Regions from separate parts of the Homo sapiens genome. Here regions 1 and 3 are each linked to region 2. The links are chromatin contacts, found by Hi-C or POLR2A ChIA-PET in ENCODE. All regions are on one chromosome and are shown on one strand. Each heading gives the region's core, a stretch centred on a gene start or an enhancer-like site at or near the end of the contact. The rest is flanking DNA. Distances are from core to core; before and after follow the strand shown.

Region 1 (4,619 bases), core at 63-2,562, 550 kb after region 2:
CATTCTGTATGATTTGGGGGAGACAGGTGACCTGAGTTCAATCCTAAACTGATAATTTACTAATCATGTGACCTTGGGCAAATTACCTTAACTTCTGAAAGCCCTGGTAAAAATCCCACTTGATAATAAAATCGAGTCCAGGATAATAAAATAAAAATCAAGTGGGAGTACTTTTCACTCTGTAACCAACTACTGCTGAATTATTCTTTTCCTTTTTTTGGACAGTCTCACCCTGTCACCCAGGCTGGAGTGCAGTGTTGTGATCTCTCCTGGGCTCAAGCGATCCTCCCGTCTCAGCCTCCCAAGTAGCTGGGATTACAGGCGTGCACCACCATGCCCAGCCTGAGATAGCTTCTGTAATTATTCTAGCACAATGCTAAGCACTTGCAGCAGGTGAGTGGTTTGTTTCCTTTACACTCCCTACAAGAAATGTGAATGCAATGCTCTTCAGTTTTGGAGAACACAGGCAAACAACTGTATGTGCTAAATCATCTGACTTCATTTTGATCACAAGGGCTTCCACCAGCCAATGAATACTTGCTGTGAATGCTGCCCAATGTCGGGCCTGAGGAAAACCAGACAGTGGCTTCATGTCATTTTTTAAATCATGTCTGATATATTTCATTGGAGCTTTTCCCCCCCAATACCCAAAGAGATACCCAAAGAGAACTCTGAAAACACCAATACCCCAATTTCCTGCTTTGTGCCTGCATTTCTCTAAATATTTCCATCTGAACTTTGTCTGCGAGTATTAGGTCAGATGTCTACTGTAATTACCAGGCATCCTGGGGACTGTAATTAAAAGGCAGTTTGAAATGACTGACACTTTGATGGTGATTCTAGCCATTTCTATTTTCTGACAACGAATCTTCCTCAAAAATTTTACTGCCCCCTCATGTCCTTGCTCCCTGATTTTTCTTCAGTTAGGCACTCCGTAATTCAGCAGCATTCTTTTCTTTCCACAATTTATCTCCCTACTCCCCTTCTCATCACTTGGGTCCGGCCGGTGAGCAAGGAGGAAGAAACCCAAAGGGATCTTCAGGGTCCGCGCCCCGCAAAAGGTCTCACAGCAGAGACGTACAGGAGAGGTGACCCAACCCCCGGACCTGGATGGGGCCCTTATGGGAAAAACCCCGTGTTTGCTTCAGGCCATTCTATGCGGCATCCACGAGGTCTGTGGGCCAGCGGCACGGCGCGGCCCTGTCCCCCAAAAAGGAGGAGAGGCAGGAGGAAGAGGAAGTGGCCGTACAGGCCGAAGCCTTGTGGAGCCTCAGTGCGGGGCTTGGCCAGGTCCTAGGGGGCGTGGCCTCGGAGGCGAAAGCGCAGGGCGGGGCCGAGGTGTAGGAACCGGGAGGGGCCTCGTGGGGGGAGGAGACTCGTGGGGGCGGGGCCCAAGGGAGGCGGGGTGGGGCGGGGCCGCGGCCAGAGGAAGCCCCTCCCGGTTTCCCTTGACAGGGTCACCTGCCTGCAAGCCACCTGCGCTCCCCTTCCTCTCCCACAGCCTACATGACCAGTGTGGGTCGCCAGCCTGAGCGAGGGTGCTCAGGTGGTTTCTACTCTCATTTTCACTTTCCAGTGCCGCTGCCGACTTGGAGGGGAGAAAGGGGCGGGGCAAACCCTGGTTTCGCCCCCCCGCCCTCAGGCTGGCTGCCACGCGGGGGCGCAGTCAGGGGGTCTGCGCTGTGTGGGTAGGGGGTCTTCAGGGCTGCCCCTCCGCAGTGCCACCCTAAGCCAAGATTCCCACCCCTGAGGCAATCCAGGATGAAATGCACACTGGCTGGGGTCATGTTAAGTAACAGAAGTATTCCCAGGCCCCAGCTATCTAAAAATATTCTTCCAGCTTAACGGGTTAGTTGCCTTTTTTTTTTTTTTTTTTGTATTTTGTTTTTTCCTTTAAGTAGAAAACTGGACCCTGAGAAATACGTACGGCCAGGCTAACCTGTGAGCAGCAGGACATGGCACACCCTGGGAAGCGAAGACAAGGTTCTCCCTCCCTCCCAATTGCTCATATGTGACATGGGTCCTCTCTCAGCGGCTCCCTGCACAGGATTCTTTTTTCAGAGAGGCTATTCCATTTCTCTAGTTTTGTGACACCCTCTTCACTGAATTCCTTCACTTTAGCTTAAGTCTTGATTGTGTCACCTACCCCAATGCTAGTCTAAAGGACTAAAGAGAGTAAGCCTTTCGAGGAAAGAAAGAAAACTATATAATTGCTTTTTATGTATTCGGTTTAACCAGCCAACTTCTGTGCTACACGGTGGGAAAACAAAGACATATATGACACAGAAAAGTAACTATACTCCAGCATTATACATTTAATAACAAAAACATATGGTAGACACAAAGGTAGAATAGGTGAGGGGGTGACTAATTTCATGAGATATGGGGAATGGGAGCCTAAGAAAAAGTTTTGGCCGGGCGCGGTGGCTCGCGTCTGTAATCCCAGCACTTCGGGAGGCCGAGGCGGGCAGATCACTTGAGGTCAGAAGTTCAAGACCAGGCTGGCCAACATGGTGAAACCTCGTCTCTACTAAAAATACAAAAATTAGCCGAGCGTGGTGGCGCGTGCCTGTAGTCCCAGCTACTGGGGAGGCTGAGGCGGGAGAATTGCTTGAACCCAGGAGGCGGAGGTTGCAGTGAGCCAAGATCGAGCCATTGCACTCCAGCCTGGGCAAAAAAGCGAGACTGTCTCAAACAAACAAAAATACAAGCAAGCAAACAAACAGTTTCAACCCGGAGTGAGGCCCATCTGAGGGGGCATTTGAAGCATCAACAGGAGTGTAAGAAAAGAAAGCCCTTGGCCGGGCGCGGTGGCTCACGTCTGTAATCACAGTACTTTGGGAGGCAGAAGCAGGTGGATCGCGAGGTCAGGAGATTGAGACCATCCTGGCCAATACGGTGAAACCCCGTCTCTACTAAAAATACAAAAATTAGCTTGGCATGGTGGCGCATGCCTGTAGTCCCAGCTACTCGGGAGGCTGAGGCAGGAGAATGGCGTGAACCCGGGAGGCGGAGCTTGCAGTGAGCCGAGATCGCTTCACTGCACTCCAGCCTGGGTGACAGAGCGAGACTCCATCTCAAAAAAAAAAAGAAAAGAAAAGAAAAGAAAAGACAGCCCATGAAGTAGATACTAAGTGACTACAGAATGCTGATTGACAACACAGAAAAGAAACGAGGAGGTACAGAATTCCCTTTTTCTTTCTTTCTCTGTGTTTCTTTTTCTCTCATCTTTCTTCTTTTTCTCCCTTTCTTTCTCTTTCCACAGGTCTTGTAGTATCACCCAGGCTGGAGAGTAGTGGCCGTATCATTTAGTTCCCTGCTGCCTCAAACTCCAGGGCTCAAGCAATCTTCCCGCCTCAGCCTTCCAAGGAGCTGCGTGTACAGGCGTGCGGCACCACATCTGGCTAATTTAAAAAATTTTTTCTGGGCGGGCACAGTGGCTCATGCCTGTAATCCCAGCACTTTGGGAGGCCGAGGCGGGTGGATCACGAGGTCAGGAGATCGAGATCATCCTCGCTAACACGGTGAAACGCCATCTCTACTAAAAATACAAAAAATTAGCCTGGCGTGGTGGCGGGCGCCTGTAGTCCCAGCTACTCCGGAGGCTGAGGCAGGAGAATGGATGAACCCAGGAGGCGGAACTTGTAGTGAGCCCAGATCGTGCCATTGCACTCCAGCCTGGGTGACAGAGCCAGACTCCGTCTCAAAACAAAACAAAACAAAAATAAAAATGAGGCCGGGCGCGATGGCTCACGCCTGTAATCCTAGCACTTTGGGAGGCTGAGGCGGGCGGATCACAAGGTCAGGAGATCATGACCATCCTGGCTAACACGGTGAAACCCCGTCTCTACTAAAAATACAAAAAATCAGCTGGGCATGGTGGCACGCGCCTGTAATCCCAGCTACTGGGGAGGCTGAGGCAAGATAATCGCTTGAACCCGGGAGGTAGAGGTTGCGGTGAGCCGAGATTGCGCCACTGCACTTCAGCCTGGGAGACAGAGCAAGACTCCCTCTGAAAAAAAAAAAATTTCTAGAGAGGGGTCTGGATATGTTACCCAAGCTAGTCTGCAACTTCTGGGCTCAAGCGGTCCTCCTGCTTCCCAAAGTGCTGGGATTACAGGCATGAGCTGCTGTGCCTGGCCATTCCCTTAATTTTAAATTGGCAGCAAAGAGATTAGTTGAAAGATGGGGTGAAGGGGTAGAGAATTCCTTTTACTCAAATCATAAACATTACAGAAATAAAAAAAACCCGGTCCTTTATAATTCCCACTCCAGGAAAGACCAATGTTGTCATATTGGCATATATTCTTCCAGGTTATGTATTCATAACTAACATTGTTTTCTATAGAAATGGAATCTCTCTCATATGCTGGAGGTAGTAGAGGAAAGTGGTGGAGTGTTCTGACTCTAGCAATCTGGTGTCACCTGAGCTGGAATGCAGGGTCCACCTCTTCCTAGTTCCATCACCTTGGGAGGTTATCTTCACCTCAGTTTCCCCTCTGCAAAATGGCACCATATCTGTACCAATTGTCAATTGAGATTTTAAATGGCCAAGAGTAATTTTTGTACATGGGAAGGAACTCATAAAGCTGCTTGCATCTCTGTTGATATTTAATTTA
Region 2 (4,800 bases), core at 813-3,312:
TGAAGACCTGGGATCAATAGGAAGCACATGTTCAGGTTAAGATAAAAGATTATAATACTTCAAAAGGTTCTTTTGAAGTCTTATAATGGCTACCCTTAGAGATGATAGATGACAAATGTTTCCTATTCAGACCTTTAAAACAATGCTAGACTCTCAGTCTCTTCAGGATTGGGAGGGCCTGGAAGAAAAAGATCTAGCTGTGTTAATAGAGATTCTTTACAGATGCATATTTTCCCCCACAAAGCACAGCTTTGCAGGACCATTTCAAAATATGGCAAAGAAACATGTTTTGGGGTAAAATATTTTGACTTTCTTCTTTGTCACATGTCATGCCAGAGTCAGACTGGAAAGCAAGTCACCATATATAGGGTTAAATAAAACTCATCTGATGAGAATTTATGGTTTGTTGGGCATGACTCCCCAGGCCCCTTAGATAGGAATTTGGGCCAGATTAAAAAAAAAAAAAAAAATCAAAGCTTAGTCCTGAGGCAGCTTCTGAAATGGTGGGAAAAAATGTGAGTTTTGAGGAAACATTTGGTTCAGCCATTGTTCTTAAGAGATACTGACATTTCAACCTACTATAAAGAGGGAAATTTAAAGTATTAAAGTATTAATGAGTTGGTAGGACCCGCTTTTCTTTTTTTTTTTTTTTTTAATTCACTGGCCCCGAAAGAAACTTCTCTGTCAGGCCACAATATAACCAGATACCAGACACACGAGATGTTTTGGAGGGAGGGTGGTGGAGCCAAGATTGCAGCTCCTTATTGAGGAAAACAGTCCTCAGAGATCCAGAGTCATTTCTCCTGTGTTCAGCTTGAAAACCTTGGGCAACTTCTGGAGATTTCAACGTCTCACAGAGTGCGGAAACATGACTGGCGCAGCATCCTTTCCGGAATTGGTGATGTCCTTCCTGTAAGGGTTGATTTTCCATCTCATCAACCAAATCGGGAAAGCCGCAGCATCCTTTTCTCCAAGAATGACAGGTGGTTTATCTCAGGCTTTTCTGTCCCGGCGCCTTTCTCTCCAATGCAGTCTATGGAATATATATATAGAGAGAGAGCGTGAGAGAGAGAGAGACGGAGTCTCGCTCTGTCGCCCAGGCTGAAGTGCAGTAGCGCGATCTTGGCTCACTGCAAGCTCCGCCTCCCGGGTTCACGCCGTTCTCCTGCCTCAGCCTCTCGAGTAGCTGAGACTACAGGCGCCCGCCACCACGCCCAGCTAATTTTTTTGTATTTTTAGGAGAGATGGGGTTTCACCGTGTTAGCCAGGATGGTCTCGATCTGCTGACCTCGTGATCCGCCCGTCTCGGCCTCCCACAGTGCTGGGATTACAGGCATGAACCACCGCGTCCGGCCTGGAATATTTTAAAATATGCAGATTATTAACCCCGACACTTTTGAAAGTCCTTTGTAACCAACTTCCTCCTCAATATAAAATATTAATGTAATTTGGCCGGGTGAGGTGGCTCACGCCTGTAATTCTAGCACTTTGGGAGGCCGAGGCGGGTGGACTGCCTGAGCTCAGGAGTTTGAGACCAGCCTGGGCAACACGGTGAAACTCCGTTTCTACTAAAATACAAAAAATTAGCCGGGTGTGGTGGCGCGCGCCTGTAATCCCAGCTACTCAGGAGGCTGAGGCAGGAGAATTGCTGGAGTCCGGGAGGCGGAGGTGCAGTGAGCCGAGATCGCGCCACTGCACTGCAGCCTGGGGAACAGGGCGAGAATCCGACTCTTTAAAAAAAGAGAAAAAAATTTAAGTAATTTAATTTTTTATTTTTTTCCGCCCCCGCCGTCCCGCCCCTAGCATTAATTTTTAAAACTCGCTTTAGACACCGTTTGGAGGGGGCCAGGTGCTGAATACCTGCTGATGTAATGCAGTGATTTTTTGTTTGAGGGCCACAGGAAGACCCCTTGTGGCTGTTGTACTGGCATTCCCTCTTCATAGCAGGGATGGTGCCTCTGGACATTTTCCGACAGCAGGGATCGTTGGGTGAGGTTAGCAGCGCCAGCCCGGGTTAGCGGAAGCAGCCTTCAGGTCTCCTAGGAGAGCAGGTTTATGAGCATGCGCAGCGGATTTTCCGTTAGGGAAGCCGATGGGGCGCGGCTCCTTGGAGCATGCGCACACAAACTTTCCGCTAGGAATCAAGCGAGCATGCGCACACAGATGTTAGGGTTCGGGCGAGCTATTTGGAGCCTGCGCAGTCAGATCCGAGGACATGTTGACGTCGTCCGAGAGTCTTAAAATCCTGCTCTGGCCGGATTCCAGACTCGTGGGGGAAAGGCTGGTATGTTCGTTTTATAACAGGAGTTTTAGCGTCATCTTTTGTCCTTGGATAAGTTTTTCCAAATATAAATATATTAAATATTCATTTAAAATATCTAAGAATTAACAGGCAGCAGTGCATTAGACAAATGGGCGAAGTACTGGGGTACCAAGTTCACAGAAAAATAGTAGTTAAAAATAGACTTTAAATATATGAAAAGATGCTTAGCTGCATGTTTTTGTGTTTTTTATTTATTTATTTATTTTTTTGAGATGGAGTCCTGTGTTGCCCAAGCTGGAGTGCAGTAATGCAATCTCGGCTCACTGCACCCTCCGCTGCCCGGGTTCAAGTGATTCTCCCACCTCAGCCTCCCGAGTAGCTGGAATTACAGGCAGGTGCCACCACGCCAGGCTAATTTTTATATTTTTAGTAGAGATGGGGTTCACCATGTTGGCCAGGCTGGTCTCGAACTCCTGACCTCAGGTTATCGGCCTGCCTCAGACTCCCAAAGTGCTGGGATTACAGGCGTGAGCCACCGCGCCCGGCCTGTTTTGTATTTTATTTTTTCTGAGACAGGTGGCACGATCACAGCTCACTACAGCCTCCACTTCCCAAGCCCAAGCAATCCTCCCACCTCAGTTTCACCAAGTGCTAGGATTACAGGCCAGCTTCAGTTTTAATAAAAATGCAAATCATCATGATTGGTGAACATTGAAACGTTTGGTAATATACTCAATATAGGAGGGTGTCAGGAAAACAGGTGCAGTGTTACAGTGCTAGTAGGAGCAGAATGCAGCAATCCTTAGTGGTTATCAAAACCACACTGAATAATATTTGCATTTTGATCCAACAATCCCACTTTGGGGAATTTTGCCTCCAAATACACTTGCATACATGTAAAGTAATATGTGTATGAGATTATTGATTGTAATAGCAAAAGGTTGTAAACTACGTGAGTATCCATCAGAAGACTGATATTATAAACTACAGTACATACACACAATGGAACATTATGCAGCTATGAAAAAGAGTGAGGAATCAGTTCCCAACATACTAATGTGGAACCATCTCTAGCATATCTTACTAAGCGAAAAAAGCCCAGGTGCCAAACAGTGTATAAATTATGCTTTTTGTGTAGAAAAGGATAAATGAGAGTCATATGATCCTTATTTCCACATAAATTCTGGCAATATACTCAAGAAACTAATAGTCATGGTTTCTTATGAGATGGAGGGTAGGACTGAGATAGGGTGAGAGACTTCTCAATGTATTCCTCATTATAATATATTGAATTATCTGAATGCTGTTCATTAAAAACAAAAATAACACTACAATAACTTTTTTTAAAAAAGCTAGAAACATATAATATTAAAAAAGGGGCCAGGTGCGGTGGCTCATGCTTGTAATCCCAGCATTTTGGGAGGCCGAGACGGGCAGATCACGAGGTCAGGAGATGGAGACCGTCGTGGCCAATGTGGTGAAACCCCGTCTCTACTAAAAATACAAAAATTAGACTGGCGTGGTGGCGCATGCCTGTGGTCCCAGCTACTCAGGAGGCTGAGGCAGGAGAATTGAATCGCTTGAACCAGGGAGTCGGAGGTTGCAGTGAGCCGAGATGGCGCCACTGCACTCCAGCCTGGCGACAGAGCAAGACTTCGTCTCAAAAAAAAAAACAAAAAACAAAAAAACTGGAGGCTGGGTGTGTGGCTCACACCTCTAATCCCACCACTTTGGAAGACTGAGACAGGAGGATTGCTTGAGCACAGGAGTTTTGAGACCAACCTGGGCAGCATGGTGAAAACCCACATCTACAAAAAGAACATCAACAACAAAAAACCTCCAAATTAGATGGGAGTGGTGGTGGGCGCCTGTAGGCCCAACTACCCGGGAGGCTGAGGTGGGGGGATCGGTTGAGCCCAGGAGACAGAGGTTACAGTGAGCTGAGATCCTGCCACTGCACTCCAGCCTAGGCAACAGAGGAAGACTCTCAAAAAAAGAGAAAGAAAGAAAAAAAGGTGAAATTATGGGAGATTTTTCCTTTCCTTTCCTTTTTTTTTTTTGACAAGGTTTTCTCTGTTGCCGAGACTGCACAATGGCGCCATCACAACTCACTGCCCAGGCTCAAGCGATCTGCGGGCCTCGGCTTCCCAAAGTGTTGGGATTACAGGGGTGAGCCACTTTTCCCAGACAATAATATTATTTTACATGTTTTTACACACAAAAGAGTTTTCTTGGAATAACAAGAGTTCATCCAAAGTGTTTTACCAATTTCCATTTCCATCTGCAGTATCGAAAACCTTCCTCTTGCTGCATGTCCTCACCAGTTCTTAGAATTGACAGACTACTTTTTTTTGTCAATCCTGTGGTATAAAATATTACCTGATTTTGTTTTCACTTTGCATTTCTGTGATAATTAGCGAGGTGAGCCTCTTATATTTATTGCCCATTCGTCCTTTGTCCTTTGAGAAGTACCTTTTTTCTATTTTGCCTTTCCCTTTTTTATAGGCGTTTTAAAAATATTCTATACGTTGATCCTT
Region 3 (4,852 bases), core at 1,101-3,600, 630 kb after region 2:
CCTGAATCAGGCCGGGTGCGGTGGCTCACGCCTGTAATCCCAGCACTTTGGGAGGCTGAGGCAGGCGATCATCTGAGGTCAGGAGATCGAGACCATCCTGGCTAACACGGTGAAACCTTGTCTCTACTAAAAATACAAAAATTAGCCGGGCATGGTGGCGGGCATCTGTAATCCCAGCTACTCGGGAGGCTGAGGCAGGAGAATCGCCTGAACCTGGGAGGCGGAGCTTGCAGTGAGCCGAGATCGAGCCATTGCACTCCAGCCTGGGCAACAGAGCAAGACTCCGTCTCAAAAAAGAAAAAATTCCCCTGAATCAAATTAGCTCTAAAGCTTCCTTTACCTCTGTCTTTTCAGTTAAATAAGCATATATATATCTTCTTTTTTGTTTATGCTAATTTGAATTTAGTTTCCGCTATTTACAACATAAGGATTTCTTAGGGACACAGTCTTGTGGCAGAAATTACTAGTTGACCCTCAAAATCATTCTTCCTCTTTCAATGGTAACAGCATCCTCAACTTTTAAGTGGATATAACTGCCCAGAATATAAATACATCTCCAAGTCTTTCTTGTGGCAAGGTGTAGCCTTGTGAGTATGTTCTGGCCAAAAAGATATAAGCAGAAATATTATGTACAGCTTTCAGGACGTGTCCTTAAAAGCACACAGAAGAACTGTGTGCTTTCTCCTTTACCCTTCCTTCTTCCTGAGATGGCTGGAGCTATGTTACAACCATTTTAGATCATGAGAGAAATAGGAAGAAATCAAGGTCACTCATGGCAGAACATCAGAAAGAAGGAACCTGGGTTTCTGACACAATGAAGCACCATATCCAACTTGGGGCACTTACTTCCTACTTTATGTAAGAGAAAAATAGACATATATGATGTAAGCTACAGTTATTCTGGGTTTTTCTTTTTTCATCATTCAAAGCTGAGCCAAATCCTAGCTAACACTAAACCTTATATATGTTTCATTATGTACTTTATTTAAAAAAATTTTTTTTAGACAGGGTTTCAGTCTGTCACCCTGGCTGGAGTGCAGTGGCACCATCATGGCTCACTGCAGCCTCGACCTCCCAGGCTCAAGTGATCCTCCTGCCTCAGTCTCCTAAGTAGCTGGGACTACAAGTGCACACCACCATGCCCAGTTAATTTTCTTTTTTTTTTGTAGAGACAGGGTTTCACCATGTTATCCAGCTGGTCTCGAACTCCCGAGCTCAAGCAATCTGCCTGCCTCAGCCTCCCAAAGGGATAGGATTACAGACATGAGCTACTGCACCTAGCCTCACCATGTACTGTTTGCTGTTGTTGTTGTTGTTTGAGACAGAGTTTCACTCTTATCACCCAGGCTGGAGTGCAATGGTGTGATCTTGGCTCACTGCAACCTCTGCCTCCCAAGTTCAAGCAATTCTCCAGCCTCAGCCTCCCGGGTAGTTGGAATTACAGGCGTGTGCCACCATGCCCGGCTAATTTTGTATTTTTAGTAGAGACAGGGTTTCTCCATGTTGGTCAGGCTGGTCTCGAACTCCCAACCTCAGGTGATCCGCCCGCCTTGGCCTCCCAAATTGCTGGGATTACAGGCGTGAGCCACCACACCCGGCCCTCACAATGTGCTTTCTTATAAGTCAAACTCTACCAGGTAACTTATAAATCGTAAATGAATCCCACTCCAAATTTCTGAATTATTCCAGTTTTTATGTGACATTTTTGATGGGATAAATGAGCATTAGTAGTAAATGTGCTATATTGAAAGAGAAACACAAAAAATGGGAGAATGAACATGAATGTATTATTTTTCTAATATATTGAGTGTGGGAGTCTTAAACCTTCCAATTATTAAAAGGGTCAATGATGGATCCAGTAGTTTAAATTATAATGTTAATATTTGGGCCTGGAAATATATTTTTAAATTATTTATATTCAATCAGCTTTAAAATATTGTAAAACTAGAAAACTGTAATTCAAATTATCTTCTTGTAACATCACTGCTTTAGGAAGTTTCTAGTTCCAAGTAAGATGGAGTGAGCAAATCCCAACCTATCTCTCCTACTGAATGTAGCTATTAACCTGGAAAGAATGCATGGCTCCCAAACTTGAGGACTGAAAAGTAAATCGAAACAGAAAGGTTGGAGAAGAAGGCATGAATATGAAGTACCACTGAACATGCAGAGAGCTTACCATTTTTTCCCCTCTGATATCCCTAGTCTGGACTTGTGCAGCCCAAAAGCCTGAAGTCCAAATCAGTGTGGACAGAAAGAGCTCCAGGAGAAGGCTTCTAGATCTGGCTTGAGGGGTGGAAAAAGAGTTTCCTAATATACAGACAAAGTGGGGGAAATCTCATGTGCTTTGTTTTTTGTTTTGTTTTGTTTTTCTTTTCTCCATTCTCTAGCACCCAAACCTCAAGTAATCCTATAAAAGCAGAAGTGAAAATGACATTAATGGTAAGAGGAGCAGGCAGGTGCCTAAAACTTTGAGAAAAGAGAACTTTCCTCTCTGATCAGAGGTGCTGTGTTCCCAAAAATCAGAGTAGGGTAAATGGCAAACCCCCACTGCTTTCTTTTTTCATCTCTGTCCTCCCACTGCCTCGCTCCAGACATAAGCGTAGTTACGGAAAGTGAACAGAAAAGTAGCGTATGTACTTGGCTGGGCACAGCAGCTCATTCCTATAATCCCAGCACTTTGGGAGGCCGAGGTGGGAGGATCACTTGAGCCCATGAGTTCGAGACCAGCCTGGGCAACACAGTGAGACACTGTCTCTACAAAAAATACAAAAATCCGTTGGGTGTGGTGGTGCGTGCCTGTAGTCCCAGCTACTCAGGAGGCTGAGGTGAGAGGATCTCTGGAGCCCGGAGGTCAAGGCTGCAGTGAGCTGAGATTGCACACCTCAGCCTGGGCAACAGAGAGAGACTCTGTCTCAAAAATAAAATGAAAAACAAAACCCAAGTTTTCTGATCAGAGAACTATAAAAGGGAGCCCCAAGGAATTGGGATAAAACTAGGAAATTGAGTAGAGGAAGGAGCAAAAGTTTATGATTTCTGAGGTAACTCCCAAGCTGTACATGTGTGGATCTGATCCTCAACACTGTACCACAGGCTGTGAGAACTGAACTACACAGTTCCTGCCTCAGACCTTGACTGACCACTGGGTCAAGAACATTCAGGACTGATCCAAATAACACTGCAAAGCCTTTAAAAACAGAACTGATATTAAAATTACAACCTAGAGAAGTCTAATTGGAGTTTACAGTCTAATCCCAACCTGACTGATTATGGCTAACACAAAAATGTCAACATTCACTCCAGGATTTAAACAAAACCTCTAGTCTCGTAGCATAATATTCAAAATATCCAGGATACAATCTAAAATTACTCAGCATTTGAGAAACCAGAAAAATCTAAACTGGGAAAAGATAATTGATAGACACTAACACTAAGATGACACAGATGTTGGCATTATCTGACAAAGACATTAAAGTAGGTGTTATAAAAATATTCCAAAACATCCTTGAAATAAATGAAAACATAAAAAAAAGAAAGTCTTGGCAAAGATTTCCCTTTTTTTTTTTTTTTTTTTTTTTTTTTAGGACAGAGTTTTACTCTTGTTGCCCAGGCTGGAGTGCAATGGGGCAGTCTCAGCTCACTGCAACCTCCGCCTCCTGGATTCAAGCAATACTCCTGCCTCAGCCTCCTAAGTAGTTGGGATTACAGGCACCTGCCACCAAGCCCAGCTAATTTTTGTATTTTTAGTAGAGATGGGGTTTCACCATGTTTGTCAGGTTAGTCTCAAACTCCAGACCTCAGGTGAGGCTGCCCACTTCAGCCTCCCAAAGTGCTGGGATTACAGGCGTGAGCCACCACACCTGGCCATGATTTCCTATTTCTATTGTATTCAGTTTTTCCATTTGAGAACTGAAAAATACAATAGCCAAAATTTAAAACCCACTGGATGGGCTCAGAACAGAATGGAGATGGCAGAGGAAAGAGTCAGTGACCTAGAAGGTACATAATAGAATTACTGATCTGAACAACTGAGAGAAAAAATTACTTAAAAAATAGGAAGAACAGAGCCTTGGGGATCTGTAGGATAGTACTAAAATGCCTCACGTAAATTATTAGAGTCCCAGAGAGGAGAAAGACTGTGATGTAGAAAAAGGTTTTTGGCCAGGCACGGTGGCTTACGCCTGTAATCCCAGCACTTTGGGAGGCCGAGGTGGAAGGATCACCTGAGGTCAGGAGTTTGAGACCAGCCTGGCCAACATGGTGAAACCCCATCTCTACTAAAAACACAAAAATTAGCTAGGTGTGATGACACGTGTCTGTGATACCAGCTACTTGGGAGGCTGAGGCAGGAGAATCACTTGAACCTGGGAAGCAGAGTTTACAGTGAGCCACGATCATGCCTGTTGGGAGCTGAAAAGGACAAAGAGATCGTGACCACTGGAGGCTATATGATCAAACAGCAAACTGTTTATCATGAATGCAGGATGTGAGCAAACTCACGACTGTGCCTGCTGCCAGGAGGTTTGCTGAGGGCAATCACTCCCTGGCACCGGGCTCCTTGAAGTTATCTACTGGGACAACTAGAGCCTACTGTTCAAGGAATGTGGTCTTGCAAGCCTACTCTAGACCGAGCAGCTGACCTCTTCTTCCACACCCCCACTTGTCTCTATCTCTTTTGCCAAATAAATACGGAGGGCTGTTCAGGACCCTTGTCCACTACAGGCAAGGTGCCCTCTGACCCCTTCTTCCAAATATAATCTTTTGTCTTCGTCTTTATTCCCACGTTCGCCTGCCTTTGTTCAGTCCACCACGGATTGAGATCGGTTACAATGCCACTGCTCTCCAGCCTAGGCGA

Evidence for each region. A loop is a pair of places that touch in the nucleus more often than their neighbours do. ChIA-PET counts read pairs that join two places held with the same protein, here RNA polymerase II (POLR2A). Pooled maps may share reads with other maps.
Region 1: a pooled map shows a loop between it and region 2 (13-fold over the local background). The contact joins the enhancer-like site here to the promoter of C2orf74-DT in region 2. A Hi-C loop is called at or near these places in 1 of 37 single-sample maps with no recorded cell type and 13 of 50 pooled maps. POLR2A ChIA-PET finds 5 or more read pairs at or near these places in 1 of 52 experiments (activated CD4-positive, alpha-beta T cell).
Region 3: a loop to region 2 is called in a pooled map, with 2.8 times the contacts of the local background. The contact joins the enhancer-like site here to the promoter of C2orf74-DT in region 2. A Hi-C loop is called at or near these places in 6 of 168 maps with a recorded cell type or tissue (CD4-positive, alpha-beta T cell, dorsolateral prefrontal cortex, naive thymus-derived CD4-positive, alpha-beta T cell and 2 more) and 21 of 50 pooled maps. POLR2A ChIA-PET finds 5 or more read pairs at or near these places in 8 of 52 experiments (A549, CD4-positive, alpha-beta T cell, OCI-LY7 and 4 more).

Annotation. Positions count from the first base shown.
Region 1 is chr2:61,693,424-61,698,042 of GRCh38, forward strand. No RefSeq gene overlaps it. Among named protein-coding and RNA genes, the nearest start is that of XPO1, 160 kb to the left of the region's middle. RefSeq lists enhancers at 1,039-1,168, 2,441-3,056 and a silencer at 1,309-1,468. Within about 2 kb of position 1,313, at least 29 of the 41 ENCODE cell types and tissues checked have a DNase peak (open chromatin) inside an H3K27ac peak, as active enhancers do.
Region 2 is chr2:61,142,913-61,147,712 of GRCh38, forward strand. It overlaps C2orf74-DT (C2orf74 divergent transcript), which reads right to left and starts at 2,063. Exons shown (of 2, transcript NR_036496.1): 1 at 1,861-2,063; 2 at 1-1,033. It also overlaps a transcript of C2orf74 not described here. RefSeq lists enhancers at 1,276-2,197, 1,892-2,241.
Region 3 is chr2:61,773,726-61,778,577 of GRCh38, forward strand. No RefSeq gene overlaps it. Among named protein-coding and RNA genes, the nearest start is that of FAM161A, 78 kb to the right of the region's middle. Within about 2 kb of position 2,351, at least 3 of the 41 ENCODE cell types and tissues checked have a DNase peak (open chromatin) inside an H3K27ac peak, as active enhancers do; they include OCI-LY7, where a contact is called at or near this core.